Linked DNA regions of Mus musculus: region 1 is linked to region 2. A link is a loop called in an ENCODE intact Hi-C map of the cell type or tissue named here. Cell type or tissue: gastrocnemius. All regions are shown on one strand. Links, peaks and the distances in the headings refer to the core of each region. The heading gives the core; the rest is flanking DNA. Region 1 holds the start of Snrpa1 (small nuclear ribonucleoprotein polypeptide A'). Region 2 holds the start of Tarsl2 (threonyl-tRNA synthetase-like 2).

Region 1 (7,107 bases), core at 1,713-5,712, 410 kb before region 2:
TGTTGTTGGTGAGGATGAGCTCTGTCAGACAGGGAAGAGCCTGGTCAAGTCCCTCACCTATACGGCTAAAATAAAAATAGAGAGGCTCTCAGTGAAAACAAAAGTTAAATAAGCTAATATTTCTCCATCTTTTCGAGTATTAACGCTTCAGTGATAGAATACCCATCTCCCACATTCCATCTCAGGGAAAGTACCCAAGAGGGAGTCTTGTCTGAGGCACAGGGTCAGTGACAGGGATGGGATGACCTCAGAAACCCATGCCTTCTGAGCTTTTCACTGCCGAGTAGTCTAGTGCAACCCAAGGGAAGGTGAGACTCCGGGGTAGGAAAAAACTACTTAGCCAATTTACAATTTCTTGTTCAGAAAACTCAAAACCCAATAATTTTGGATTTAGAGAACTGGGGTAAGACATTCATCAGAGAAAATGTTTAATCATGAAAGTGGCTTCTCCCTAAAAACACTACTCAGTGCTTTTATGTGTATGGGTGTATGCACTTATGCCGCATAGCAACTACGTGCTTGGCTCCTGTGGAAGTCAGAAAAGGGCCTTGAATTCCCTGGAACTAGAGTTTCAAGCTGCCACGCTGGTCTTGGAAAAGCAGCAGCCAGTGCTGTTAACTAGAGTCCTATCTCCAGCCAATGGTCCTTTTCTTAATGAAAGCTTTGCCATCAGGGTGGTGGTAGTGCACGCCTTTGATCCTAGCACTCAGAAGGCAAAGGGAGGCAGATCTCTGAGTTTGAGGCCAGCCTGGTCTACAGAGTGAGTTCCAGGACAGCCAGGGCTCACAGAGAAACCCCACTCATACAAACAAATATGATCTTAATTTCACAGAATTATATTGTAGAAACCAACTACAAAAACCAAAACCAGCATAGTGGATGAGGTATAGGTACTCAGTGAAAAGTAACTTTATTTCATAAAAAGATTTTTACTGTGACAGGGTCTCACTATGTAGCCCTGGCTGGAATTTGCTGTCAACAAGGCTGTCCTTGAACTCAGAGATCAGCCTGCCTCAGACTCCAGAGTGTTAGGATTAAAGGCAGATACCACTACACATGGCCTTTATAAATCTTTTTAATTATGATGCTATTGATGACTACTCTAAAATCTGATTTGTTGACATAGCACAATGCTTCAAATTCAAAGTTTAATGTCAGTTACGAATATTAAAGATTTCTGAAGAGTAGCAAGTAAGGTCAGGCCAATGCCCAAGTTAATCTCCAACCTCTTAGGAAAAGGGCTCTATTCATTTCTCCCTTTAAGACACATGGGCAGGCTGGAGTGGTGGCTCAGCAACTTAGAGCCCTGGCTGATCTTCCAGAGGACCCAGATTCTATTCCTACAGCTGGAGCAGCTCAGGACTATCTGTAAACCTAGCTCCAGAGAAGCCAAGGCCCTCCTCTGGCCTCCAGAGGCACTAGGAGGGTGTGTGGTACCTGCAAGCAAAAAACTAATATACATTAAAACAAAACAAAACAACAACCAAAACCCCATTATCTTCAGGGTACATTAGAACACTTACTTAAGGGAAGAAAGTATTCTCACTAGCAGTCACTCACCAAATTCTGTTGTTGTTCACTAATAATGTTTTCAGTCTTCTCAACAAAGGGAAACCGTCCAGTTTCCGGATCTCATTGTCAGAAAAATCAATAGCATCAAACTGGTCTAAGGTGGCACCCAGATTCTCAATAACCGGAATTTTATATCCTGTAGAGGGAAAACATACATACAACAAATATTAATATAAATGAAAAGTCCTGAAAATCGCAGGAGTATGTGATGGAATTTGACTCAGCGCTCCCATTCGGGAAGTATTAACCAGGCACTAGCACCATGCCGTGCACTGAACAAAAATAAGGTAAATGACGAAAGGGTTAAGTGGAGGCCTTAGTGCTACAAAGCTTGAAGTAAAACTGAAGAGGCTGAAGGCAAGAGGAAGAACAGATGGGCATATTTACTAGTATTGGTGCCCATGGTTTATTAAGAACGTCTATGAGGTATTCACATTCGTCACTGAGCTAGGTACTATAAGGAAGGACACAACCCAGCTGTGAAGGAGTGCAATAAAAGATATGGTAGCAGAATAAGCATTCTCCAGACTGCACGGTTTTCAGAGAGACAGCAGACATCAAAACTGTGCCAAGACAGTGAAAGGACCCAGATGCTCCTGAACCGGACTTTTCTCCAAGAAAGTTAATTTCATTCAACAAACACAAAGAACACTAGGATTTCCCATAGGCAGGAAGAAACTTTCAAAAATGGCAGTGCACAGCGCCCCCGAGACTTTGATTGCCTCTGGTCACAGTCTTATAATCTTAACCCCTTCCAAAGCCATCTCCTGAATAGTTAACGATTACCTCTCAGTTCTATGTTTTAAAAATCAAGTGCTACTTCTGTCAGAACTGAACAGGTGAGTTCCGCCACCCCACACACAGAAGTGACCATTATGCCACGGTCAAACAGCTCAATCTTGAAAACACCAAATTATCCGGGGCTGCGGGTCTGGCTCAGTAGCGCGAGTGCTTTCCTGACAGACATGAAACCCTGGGCTCATCCAAAGCACCATATAAACGTGGTGCAGGCATTTAAACCCAGCTCCCAGGAAGTGGAGGCAAGAGGGTCCGAAGTTCGAGATAAACCTTAACTATATAACGGTTTGAAGTCAGCTCGGAATACACGAGACGTTGTCTCAAAAACAAATGAACAAAACCAAACCGGAATTATTGGGGCAATTAAGGTAACTCTGGTACATATCCACCCTACCCTCAGGTGCCACATTAACGCTTTTGCTAAAAAACAAACAAACAAACAAACAAACAAACAAACAAAAAACACCAGCCAGCAGCCGGCCTGTCCGTAGCGTTTTCTATTTTCCTAGTCCTCCAACAGTTAAAGCTGCTCGATGAGCGGGGCAATGCCTAGTGAGTACGGTCCGGGGAAGGAATCGAGGCGCCGTGTTTGCTAGCCGGAACGCCGGTAACAAACAGCCCCAAAGGGCCCTGCGGGACGGTGGATCGGAGGCGCCCAGCCCGGGTGGAGGCCCACGGGCCAGGCTCCAGCCTCTGCGCACGCGGCGGGGCTGGTTTCCCGCAGCCACGCGCCGGGGCCGGAACACAGCCCGCGCTCCGTCTAACTCACCCCGGAGGTCCAGTTCACGGTCCCGTACGGCATTTGTGTACTGCGCCGCCTGCTCGATCAGCTCCGCCGTCAGCTTCACCATCCTGTCGCAGCCCGCGGACCCTCACCTCCGACACCAGCCTGCGCCTCCCGCCAGTGCCGTGTCCCACAGTGCACCGCGCCTCGCCGCCAGACAGCACCAATCGTATCCCCGCGCAGCTCGACCGCCAGGCTAAAGCAATCGAAGACGTAGCCCCCGTGTCTTTGCTTCTGGGTTCTGGGCTTGAGCGTGCCTGGGAGTGTGGGGAGCCCAGATTCCAGTTTTTTTAATCCAAAAGATAAGAACACGCGAGGGATGCTCTGTCTCACGTCAGTGAACCTCAAGGGAGGGGTAGTTGGGACTACTCTCCCTTCTCCACCCAACAAGGGGCGGAGACTGTGAAGTCTCCTGAAAGTCAAGTTCCTAAATGTCTAACTTGGGCTTCCGCAGGTAAGGGGCAGGACCCGTAGGCTGGATTGCCTTAAAACAGAACCCTTCTGACCTGGTACAGTCACCTTAAAGCTTGAGGGTGAACTTGTAGCCTGTAGACATTTAGGTGTTCATACCAAAGCGCTGGTCAGGTGGCTTAGAGGTTAAGAGCACTTGCAACTTTTGTAACGGACTTGAGTTGGCATTCCAATATCCGTCTGGACACCTGACAACTGCTTGTAACTTCAGCCTCAGGGGATTTGCCGTCCATTTCTAGCCTCCTCAGACACCGGCAACCGCAAACACACACACACACACACAAATAAAATAAACCATAAGTGATATTCATATTGACTAGCTGTGATGGAGAATGCCTTTAATCCTAGCAGTTTGGAGACAGAAGGAGGTGGATCTCGGAGATAGAGGCCATCCTCGCCTACAGAGCCAGTTCCAGAACAACCAGGGATACACAGAGAAACTCTATCTCAAGCAAACAAACAACACCAAAAAAATTCATACGAAGTGCAGGGGAATACACATATCAGAAATTGCCATGTGATGAGTGCCCCACAGTGAATACAATATACCTGCAGAGCCTTGGCCTCTGTCTCCAAAGGCTTAAATGCACAAAATCATGTGCATATTTTTTTAAATCATAGCTTACTAATTAATGTACATGCCCACCTGTGTATACGTGATGACCCCTTCAGCCCTAGGCCATCAACTCCAACTGAGGCTGCACCTTCACTAGTGACCATCCCTGGCCTCTCACAGTGCCAAGCCTTAAATGCACGAAATCATATGCGTATTTTTTTTAAATCATAGCTTACTAATTAATGTACATGCCCACCTGTGTATAGGTGCAGGGGAGGCTTCAGCCTAAAATTCCCTGGAGCTGGCCGTTGTGATCCTTTGGACATGTGTGCTAGAAGTCAACCCCTGGTCCTCAGCATGAGCAGAAAACACTCTTAAAAATACTTTTAGAAATTATTTGTTATATCTCTGTGGTTTTGGGCACATGAGTGCAGATACCCACAAAGGCCAGAGGTGCCAGATACTCTGAAGTCGGGGTTACACGTGGTTGCTGGGATCTGAACTCTGGTCCTCTGAAAGAGCTGTACACACTCTCTTACCTGCTGAGTCATGGAATGACTGACCTGAGAAGGAACTTGAACAGCTCACTCTCCTGCCTCCATCTTCATGTGCTAGGATTATTGGAGTGAGTTTATGTAGTGGTGACCCCTTCAGCCCTGGGCCATCAACTCCAACTGAGGCTACACCTTCACCAGTGACCATCCCTGGCCTCTCACAGTGCCAAGCCTCAGCTGCTGTTCGTAATCCCTTTGTGCCTTCAAAACTAGCATCACCTGGGTGATTCTTATACATTACCAAGTCCAGCTGCAGCATGAGGTACAACCTTGACTATCTCTGGAACACATTTTCTTTGGGCTCTCAGAACACACTTCCCAGAAGATTTCACTCCAGTAATGCTGGTCTCTTCTTAGTCACTGCTAATTTCTTTGCTCCAGCTAATCAGTATCATGGGCCAACCAGAAGTCCCTTCTATTCTGGACTCTAAAGGCAGAGCCACATGGGTAAAGCTGCGGAGTTCTGCTGGGGCAGGAGCACGGCCCCCTTCCTCTATTACATCATCACCAACTTTCTGTTTTCAACTCCACTGCCTAATACTTGGCTGTCCTGAAACTTGCTCTGTAGACTGACCTTGAACTCTGAGATCTGCATGGCTCTGTCTCCTGAATGCCAGGATTAAAGGTGTGCACCACCATGCCTGGACCTAAGCTCTTCATGGTGACTATGTCTCAAGATCCAGACCAAAAGCTTGTGTCACCCCATGCCAATTTGACACACAGTCACATCTCCTTATATCCAAATGAAAGCAATAACCTGGTCATAATAGCATAACTATCTGTTGTTCAACTGCAAACACATAAACAATAAATTTAGCTGGGATGGGATCTTGCCCTGAAATTACTACTCCCTTAAACTGTTGATCTTGAGCACAGGATTTAGCTCCATTGCCCTACATGGTGCCAGTTTTCAATATACTTGAACCATATATTTTGTATTTTTCCTTTCTAAGCTTGCTACACATGATCAAAACTCTCTTTGTGAGAGTAAACCAGAGGACAAAGTCTATGCTGGGCTTTTCTGAGACTTCCTTTACCTTACTTAGCCTCTTTACTCTTTCCCCTGGCCTCAGGTAGACTCTTCAGACAAGGGCAAAAAGCAGCAACATTCTTCACCAAAACAGCATAAGAACAATCTCCACAGTTGAAAACACCCTCAGTATCAGTGTCTTCCATATTCCTCCTGGAATGGCTCACTGAGCACTTAATGCAACTCACTGCTTCCAAAGTCCCCAAATCCACATTCCTCCAAACAAAAATGTGTCAGGCCTATCACAGCAATTCCCAAGTCCCTGATATCAGCTTCTGACTTAGTTATGGTTTCCATTGGTATGAAGAGATGATGCCATGAGCATGGTGACTTACAAAGAACAGCCTTTAATTGGGGTTGGTTTACAGGTTCAGGAGTTCAGTCCATTATCATCAGGGCAGGGAAGCACAGCAGCATCCAGGCAGACGCGGGGCTGGAGGAACTGAGAGTTCTACATCTTGTTCCAAAGGCAAAAAGGAGATGACTGTCTTCAGGCAGCTAGAAAGAGGGTCTCAAAACCCACCCTCACAGTGACACACTTCCTCCAATAAGGCTGCACCTCCTAATAGTGCCATTCCCTGGGCCAAGCATCTTCAAACCACCACACCACTCACCCAACACTGATATCGAGAGACCAGATCCTGGGTTTAGACTCCATCTTAGAGAGCCTGACCTAAGGTTGAACTCGAGTTAACTAACAAGTCAGCATCTAGCATTACTCCTAGGTTACTCCCAAACAAGACCAGTTTCCAGGTTATTCTCTCTAACAAGCCTGCCCCTGGCACTTCCTTGTAGCCTTGTTGGAGGACATGTGTCACTGTAGGGCCAGGCTTTATGATCTCCTGTGCTCAAGCTATGCCCACTATGGCACACTCTCCTGTTGCCTGTAAATCAAGATGTAGAACTCTCAGCTCCTTCTCCAGCACCATGTTGCCTGCATGCTGCCATGTTTCTGCCATGGTGATAATGAACTAATCCCGTGGAACTATAAGCCAGCCCCAATTAAATGTTGTCCTTTATAAGAATTGCTGTGGTCGCAGCAATAAAACCCTAACTGAGGCACCATCTGAAAATTAAGTTACCACCATATTCGAAGACCATTCTTTCTATTTAGCTCTTCAAAGCCACTCTTGTCAAAATCAAGTGTCCAAACTCATGAAGCTCAGCTTTTGGACTAGACATTCTGTTCTATGGGTTTACTGGCATAATATCATACTGTCTTAATAATAATACATGCTTTATAAAAGAACACTCAAGCTTCACTTTTTCTCATATCTTTGGTTATTCTTGTTCTTTATAGTTTTTAAATATAAATCTTAGCTACATCTTATATCTAAAAACA
Region 2 (7,107 bases), core at 2,009-6,008:
GAGCGCACCAATATATAATTCCTCAGCCTGGGACAGAGGGAGTTTAGATCCAGGCCCAGGCATGGTAGGAATGGTGATTTCAGGGCGGGGTTCCACCCAGCTATCGTATTGTCTGTGCTTGTGCTTGCACTCACAGTCTTTTTCTAAGATGGCTCAGTGGTTAAGAGCACTGACTGCTCTTCTAAAGGTCCTGAGTTGAAATCCCAGCATTCACATGGTGGCTCACAACCATACGTAATGAGTTCTGTTACCCTCTTCTGGGGTATCCGAAGACAGCTACAGTGTACTTACATATAATAAATAAATCTTAAAAAAAAAAAAAAGAAAGAAAGAAAGAATCAGTGGGCTGGGGTCAAGGGATGCTGATTCATGGGATAATCGAAAAGGAACCTGGGGTAAAGGCAGAATTTATCTTTAAATAAAAATCTGGGCTTTTGATCTGCAAGAGATGAGCTATCCAGAGAATTTTTAGAATAGCAAGAGAAAGCAGTCTCAAGGAGAGCAAAACAGAGAGCTGTCGAGAGATCCCCAGAGAAAGCAGAACACAGAGATCAGCCTGAAAAGCTGTCTCTAGCAGAGCGCAGAGACACACCAATCCGTAAAGCTGTCTCAAGCAGAACATAGGTCGTCAGCTTGGATCCACGGCTTGACTTTGGGTTGTTTGTTTTGCTGTTCCCCGATACCCCATCTCTTAGAACCCCTCTCAAGTCAAGGCTAGTCCTTGGCTTATCAGTAGCTGTAACCTGACTTTATGCGTGGGTTTTCATTCTTTTTCTTTTGGCACTGTTAGTATAATATATACTCAATGCTTAGAACCTCACACCTTTTTCCTTTTTCTCTATTCTATCACTGGATTCCTTCCTAAAATTGTTCTTTTGTGCTTCACCACATTGTTGTTATGTAGCCAAGGGATCTCACCCCTGGGAAAGAACTATATAGAGATTGCTCTCTGGGGCCAACTGTAACCATGGCTTTCTTGATTCTTGTCCTTTGGGGAACACTGGCTGGCATAGTCATGCTATTCTTGTTTGGACCAGTGTTTGTAGGCCCCTTGTGAAATGTGAGTCTTCTGGGTTCCAGACTGGGCTTGTGATGTAGGGGTTCCAGTAAATCTTTGGCTTCCTTTCTGTCTCCAGTTCCATGCCTTGAGTTCCTGCCTTGGCTTCCCTTCACAATGGATCCTAACCTGTAAGCCAGATAAACCCTTCCCTCCCCAAGTGGCTTTTGGTAATCACGCTTATTACAGCAACAGAAAGCATATAAGACAAGAAGAAACTGCCTCTAAGCAAGACTTCATTAATGCCTCTATTTCCTAAGAAAGACAGGTACCATGACAGATAACAGTGTCATCTTACATTTTCAATTTTCAATTTGAAAAACTGTAAAATGCATGGAAATTACTTAGTGTATGGAAATTACTTAGTGTATGAATAAAGTACTGTAAAGGGTACAGATTTCTTTTCTCTAGTACGTATTTTTATTAGAACTTTAAAATTCGGACTTTTTAACTAGGAAGGGATCATGATCCCGTATACAATTAATGTTGTCTTCTTAGGAGTCAGGGGAAAATAGTCATTATATTTAACTCAGCTGAATAAGGGAAAAAATATTTTAGTGTCAATAAAACCTTTCAACGGGCTCTGGCACAATTACTTAATGCTGGAGTATATGTGCTTCAAACAAACAGGTAGGGAGGAAAATAGACGAACAAGGAGTCTGTGGGCAGGTATGTATGCTTGTGCGCATGCGTCTGGCGGGGGCGGGGCGTCGGCAAGGGGGCGGGCCTTACCTAATTCCAGCGGCCACTTGATAAGGTGTTGTTTTCCACCTTTCTCCTTGCACTGTCTTCCCACCAGCCACCCTCACTGAAATCACGTTGTTTGTGTTCTTCTTTTCCTGAGTAGCAGGTAACAGTTGATGATCTGTCTTCAATGTTTCAAAAAGCTGCAATCTCTCTTTTATAAAATTCGGTTGCTTCACCTGAAAGTCATTAGCATACCGTTAAGGACTCAGCCCACGGAGCTATTGGCTCAGCGGGTCCTACTTCACCTCTCCGCATGCTCCCCCTCTCTTGATGTCCCCTCCAGCAGCCCTTCCCCTCTTACCTAGTGTCTCTGAATACTACACTCATGGACGTATCCCTCTCCCACCACTGACTGTATATTTATGCAATATTATATATACAGTGTAGCACTTCTTAATAGACAACCCTTGGTATCCCGAGAACTGGATTCCTAGAGCCCCGTGGATGCTCAGGTCCTTAATAAAGTCACACAGTTTTAGCACATCTTCTCACATCCTCCCATATGCTTTAAGTCATCTCTAGATTAATAAAAAGCAAAATGCAATGCTCGGAAAATAGCTGTTATACTGTACTGTTTGGGGGGAATGATGATCAAAAAAGTCAGTCAGTACAGGGCATTTTTCCCCAAGTGTTTTCAGATTTTAAAATCCACAAGTGAAGAACATGTATGTGCACATTGGGGGCTGCCTGTGCCATATCTCAGTCTACCTCTACTTGTTTGTCCTTAGTCTGTCTGACCTCTATAGCCAGAGTAGTACCTTTGAGGCTAGGTACTCCTCCTTTGGGCCTAACAAGTGCTGGGTCTCTATAAACCCTTGCTGGTAGAAGCAGGAAATATGACGTCAGAACTCTATTATTTCACCTTTAAAAAACGTGGAGAAAGTGGGTGGTGGTGGCCCACCCTTTAATCCCAGCCCTTGGGAGGCAAAGGCAGGTAGATCTCTGTGACTCTGAGGCCATCCTGGTTGACAGAGAGAGTGTCAGGACAGCCAAAGCCTTGCTACACCATGTAACATTGCATAGATACACTGTAAATAGTGGGAGAGAGAAATGTCCATGGGTATAGTATTCAAAGACCTTAGGTAAGAGGGACAGAGAAGGCCTGTTTCAAGAAAAAACAAAAAACAAACAAACAAAAAAAGAAAAAACTAAAACAAAAGAAAGAGAAAAGAAAGAAGGAAAAGAGTAGAGAGCCCTTGAGCCAGTGGCTAACTTGACTCTAAGAGGTTACTGGTGTGGTCCAGACAATTTCACCAGTAACTATGTCCTTACCCTACGTCCCGCAGACCCAGGATTACTAGTGAACATTCCATTTCTACAGCAGCGACTTACCTCCCGGCCAGGCTCACTCTGCTTCAGCCTCTTCTTCTTTGTGTCCTTCTCTTGGTTTTGGGTAGGAGGCTGAAAGATAATGGGAGGCAAGAGCAGTACATGAGAAACCCGGGGAAGGAGGAAACCCAGAGAGCTCACGGCAGGGCCCATGGTTGGAGAGTCCCGGCTGGGCTGTGGGAACCAGGATCTACTTATAACCCTCAGGGATCTGGTTTCAGAGTTCAGCCCTATCTGTCCGAGCACATTAAAACTGGGGGTGTAGCTCAGTAATAGAGCACTGCCCAGTATTCACAAGGCCATGGGTCCCATAGCCTGCAACACACACAGTCTCTGTGTCTCTCTGTCACTCTTCCCTAAACTTTAAACAAATAATGTCACTGGAAATTGTGGCTGCCACCAGACTCTTATTCATTGCACTATTTCATTAGATGTTGCCAGAGCAAAAACAAAACAAACAAACAAAACAAAAACCAAAAACCCCTCAGTTTTAGAAAGCCTTTAGAACTTAGAAAAAAAATTCTTCTAATTTGTTACTTAATAATCTTCTAAAACATGAAAATACTGTAATCAAATACTTCTGTTAAATATACAGATCACATATAGGCCTCAAAGCAAACCACCAAAATAAGACAGTAAAAATAACCTGTCTTCAGATAGCACAGAACCAGCCAGCAGAGAGAATAGAAACTGTTAGGTCCTCTTCTCCAAGGATACTGTGACTCTTAAACACTGAAGCGGCCTTTTAAAAAGTTTTTATTTGAGACAGCGTCTTCTCATATTGCCCTGGCCGACCTGATTCTCAATATTTACTCCAGGCGGGCCTTAAATTCTCAGCCATCCTCCTGCCTCAGCCTCCAGAGTTCTGGATTAGAGGCATGCACCTCAGTTTGATCTGCTACTGGAGGGAAAAAATGTTGTTTGCAGTCTGTCCAATGAAGAGCTGAGAAATTATACCAGCTGGTCAGTTAGGAGGTTGGTGGAAACCTAGCGGTTCCCCAGGCCGTGGGCAGTGGGCAGGGCGCGGGCGGGGACACACCCTGCAGCCCTGTCCGCACCCGGGTGCAGAATTGGAACCCGCTGAGTGCGTACTCCTGGGCCGCCGGTTACCTCGTGCGCCGCCGCTCGCCCGGCCTCGGTGCGGCGCTGCTCCGCCAGGCGCAGCCGCAGGCCACACAGGCGCTGGTGCAGGTCGCGGTTCTCCGCCTGGAGCTGTGCCACCTCGCGTGTCAGGCGCGGGCCCTCGGCTTGGCCCCGCTCGGGCCCGCGCAGCTGCTCGTCCCTCAGGCGCTGCACCTCCGCGCACAGCCAGCGGATGTCCTCCTCCTGCCGCTGCAGGCGCGAGGCCACCGCCTGAGCCGCCAGGGCCTGGGCCGCCATGGTAGCTTCCCTGTGCCACCTGAGCCCGCCAGCCCAGCCAGAGTGACAAGGAGACGGGGCGGGGCGGAGCTGAAGGACTTCGGGAGGCGGGGTGAAGTGGGGGTGCATCACTATATGGGGCGGGGCGATGGAGGAAGAGGGGCGGGGCTGGAGCTGGGTATCCCTGCATGGGGCGGAGCGATGCACGGGCAAGAGGCGGGGCCATATCGGGGCAACTGTGCAGAGGCCAGGCGATGGGCAAAGAAGAGGGGCGGGCTATAGGATAATGAAGGGCGGGGCAGGAGTGATGGGAGGGGCAAGGGTAGGCATCATTTCAGAGGAGAAGCGATGAGACAGCGCGGCATCATCGCTGGGGAAGATGAGACGGCTGAGCAATGCTTCATAAAACAAGGAAAATGGGCAGGGGAGTGTGGCAGGGAGCACGGGCAGGAACACGGCCAATGTTGGGTGCACTGCAGGATTGAGAACTACGCTCTGGACCTAGGCAGCAGGAGTGGGACCACCGGATGGGCATCTTTAGCGTTTGGAGGCATGTCCAGGTGCTACTGGAAGTGTGTTCAGTCTAATGAAACTGGAGTTTGAGATATTGAAGCCCAGAGGAGGTGCGTCTCTTGACCAGATTGTCCAAACCGTTAGCAAAGCCTGATGGATTTCTTTCATTCCCCTCTTAAATTCTTGCAGTCACCACACTGTGCAAACAGGTTCTGAAAAGCGGCCATTGAAAATAGACCTTCATGCCAAGGCTGTGCAAATACAGTGGCACTTGGCAAGGACACACAGAAGAGCACTACAAAAACTTCAGCCTGGCCAGCACAACATTGTTCACTATTTGAGTCTAGAGCAAATGCTGTTTATAACTGTCTTAAGATTATTTTAAGTAGAAACATTTGTGCTATCGGACTTTGGAAACAGTGGTCCGCAAAGAATTAAGCTCTCATCCTGGAGCAGGAAAGGGCTGAAGCCCTGCTGCCCCCTGGGGGAGGAGTTGCCCTAGGAATTGCTGGACAGACTGGAACTAAGCCGATGATGGAGCCACACCTCCACCACTGGCCTCTACTTAAACTTAAACCTCATATTAGCACCCCAATGACGGGCTTGGGGTAGGTGGCTGAACCCCTGTAGCTGTTCATCTTCCCACTGTAACCACAATGAATAAATCTCCTTTCTCTGCTTTTTATTGTTAACTGTCATTTTAATTGGCATGTTTCAGAGGGTTAGCTGAGCTTATGTCGTTGAAACTTCCAGAAGCCAGGCTTTGACTCTAAAGACTCCAGTAATAAGTTCACACATGACTTTGTTTCTCTTATAACCATGAGCAAGAAGCTTCCTGTGGCAAGAACAAAAGTTGGCTTTTACTGTTCTTAAGTTCCTAGAATGTGCCAAGACATGAACGAAGCGATTTGGAAATAGTCACTTCTTAAATCTTCATTAAAAGAGATGATACCATTATACCCATGTATAATGCAGAAACTAAGGCACAGAGGGTAGCATTTAGTCAAACATGTCTCATGATGTAATCTAGGTAATGGAGGCAATAAGAGTTCCAAAATAGGGTTTATCTTGGGGTGGGATAGTTCAAGGGTGAGAAATTACTCTGAGAAATGGAGTCTGGGTAATGTGAGCAAGGTGGACAGACAGGTGGATAAATGTAACTCTGGGGAATAGGTGGAAGGAGCTGAGGAGTTAATCAGATTCACAGATCACTCCCAGCAAGAGATGCCATTGTCTTCCATGTGGAAATTGAAGACCTCTTCTGTGGGAAGAAGAGGCACAGCTGGGTGCAGTGGTGTACATCTGTACAGCACTCCTGGAGGTGGAAGCAGTGGTAGTGGTGGATGGGGGTAGCCATCAGCTTAAAGCTAGTCTGGGCTACATAGCAAGATAAAAAAAAAACTAGAAAGAAAGCAGAAGGGAAGAAGAAAGGGGAAGAGAGAAACAGAGAGGCTAGGATAGCTCAGTGGTGAAGTGCTTACCTTACAAGCATGAGGACCAGAAAGTGATATCCAGCACTGATGGATAGACACAGGTGTATCCCTGGGGGCTTGCTGGCCAGCCAGCTTATCCTAAACGAAGAGTCCAGGTTTTAGTGAAAGGCTTTATTACAAGGTAGTGGGTTCCTGGGGAATAATACTCCAGGCTGTCCTTTGACCTCCCCATGCAAATGCACACATAGGAAGATGCATCTGCACACTCACAGGCAGGCACAACACACATCTGCACACATGCACACACACGTACACACACTTGCACACATACATGCATACACACATGCACACACAACACATATCTGCACACATGCACACACATGCACACACACATGAACACACACATACACATGTACATACACATGCACACACAACACACATCTGCACACATGCACACACACCATAGTGCCACAAGAGGGAGCAGAGGTACAGAATTTTAAATGAGAAGAATAAAATACTACAAACGTTAGGAGCGCATGAATCTGAGAACATATAAGAACTAACATTTACAATGATAAAAACAAAAGAATGAAAGCTATCGATTAAAAACTCTAGAAAAGGGCCGGCAAGATAAACCAATGACAATATCAAAGAAAACTGCATGTAGTT

Evidence for each region. Peaks named below come from ENCODE experiments on the same cell type or tissue, not always from the same donor. Only the 100,000 strongest peaks of a DNase experiment are listed, where the experiment ranks them.
Region 1: a loop joins it to region 2, with 5 times the contacts of the local background. A loop is called at or near these places in 1 of 42 quality-filtered maps.

Annotation. Positions count from the first base shown.
Region 1 is chr7:66,056,725-66,063,831 of GRCm38, reverse strand. It overlaps Snrpa1 (small nuclear ribonucleoprotein polypeptide A'), which reads right to left and starts at 3,496. Exons shown (of 9, transcript NM_021336.4): 1 at 3,140-3,496; 2 at 1,561-1,708; 3 at 1-65. The coding sequence starts at 3,221. In gastrocnemius, for the core only: no CTCF peak of the experiment used is centred there; a DNase peak (open chromatin) is centred at 3,304; H3K4me3 peaks cover 2,531 bases; H3K27ac peaks cover 1,694 bases.
Region 2 is chr7:65,642,351-65,649,457 of GRCm38, reverse strand. Tarsl2 (threonyl-tRNA synthetase-like 2) reads right to left here and starts at 4,560. Exons shown (of 19, transcript NM_172310.2): 1 at 4,244-4,560; 2 at 3,137-3,205; 3 at 1,790-1,980. The coding sequence starts at 4,513. In gastrocnemius, for the core only: a CTCF peak has its summit at 4,267; DNase peaks (open chromatin) are centred at 4,633 and 5,486; H3K4me3 peaks cover 2,291 bases; H3K27ac peaks cover 1,857 bases.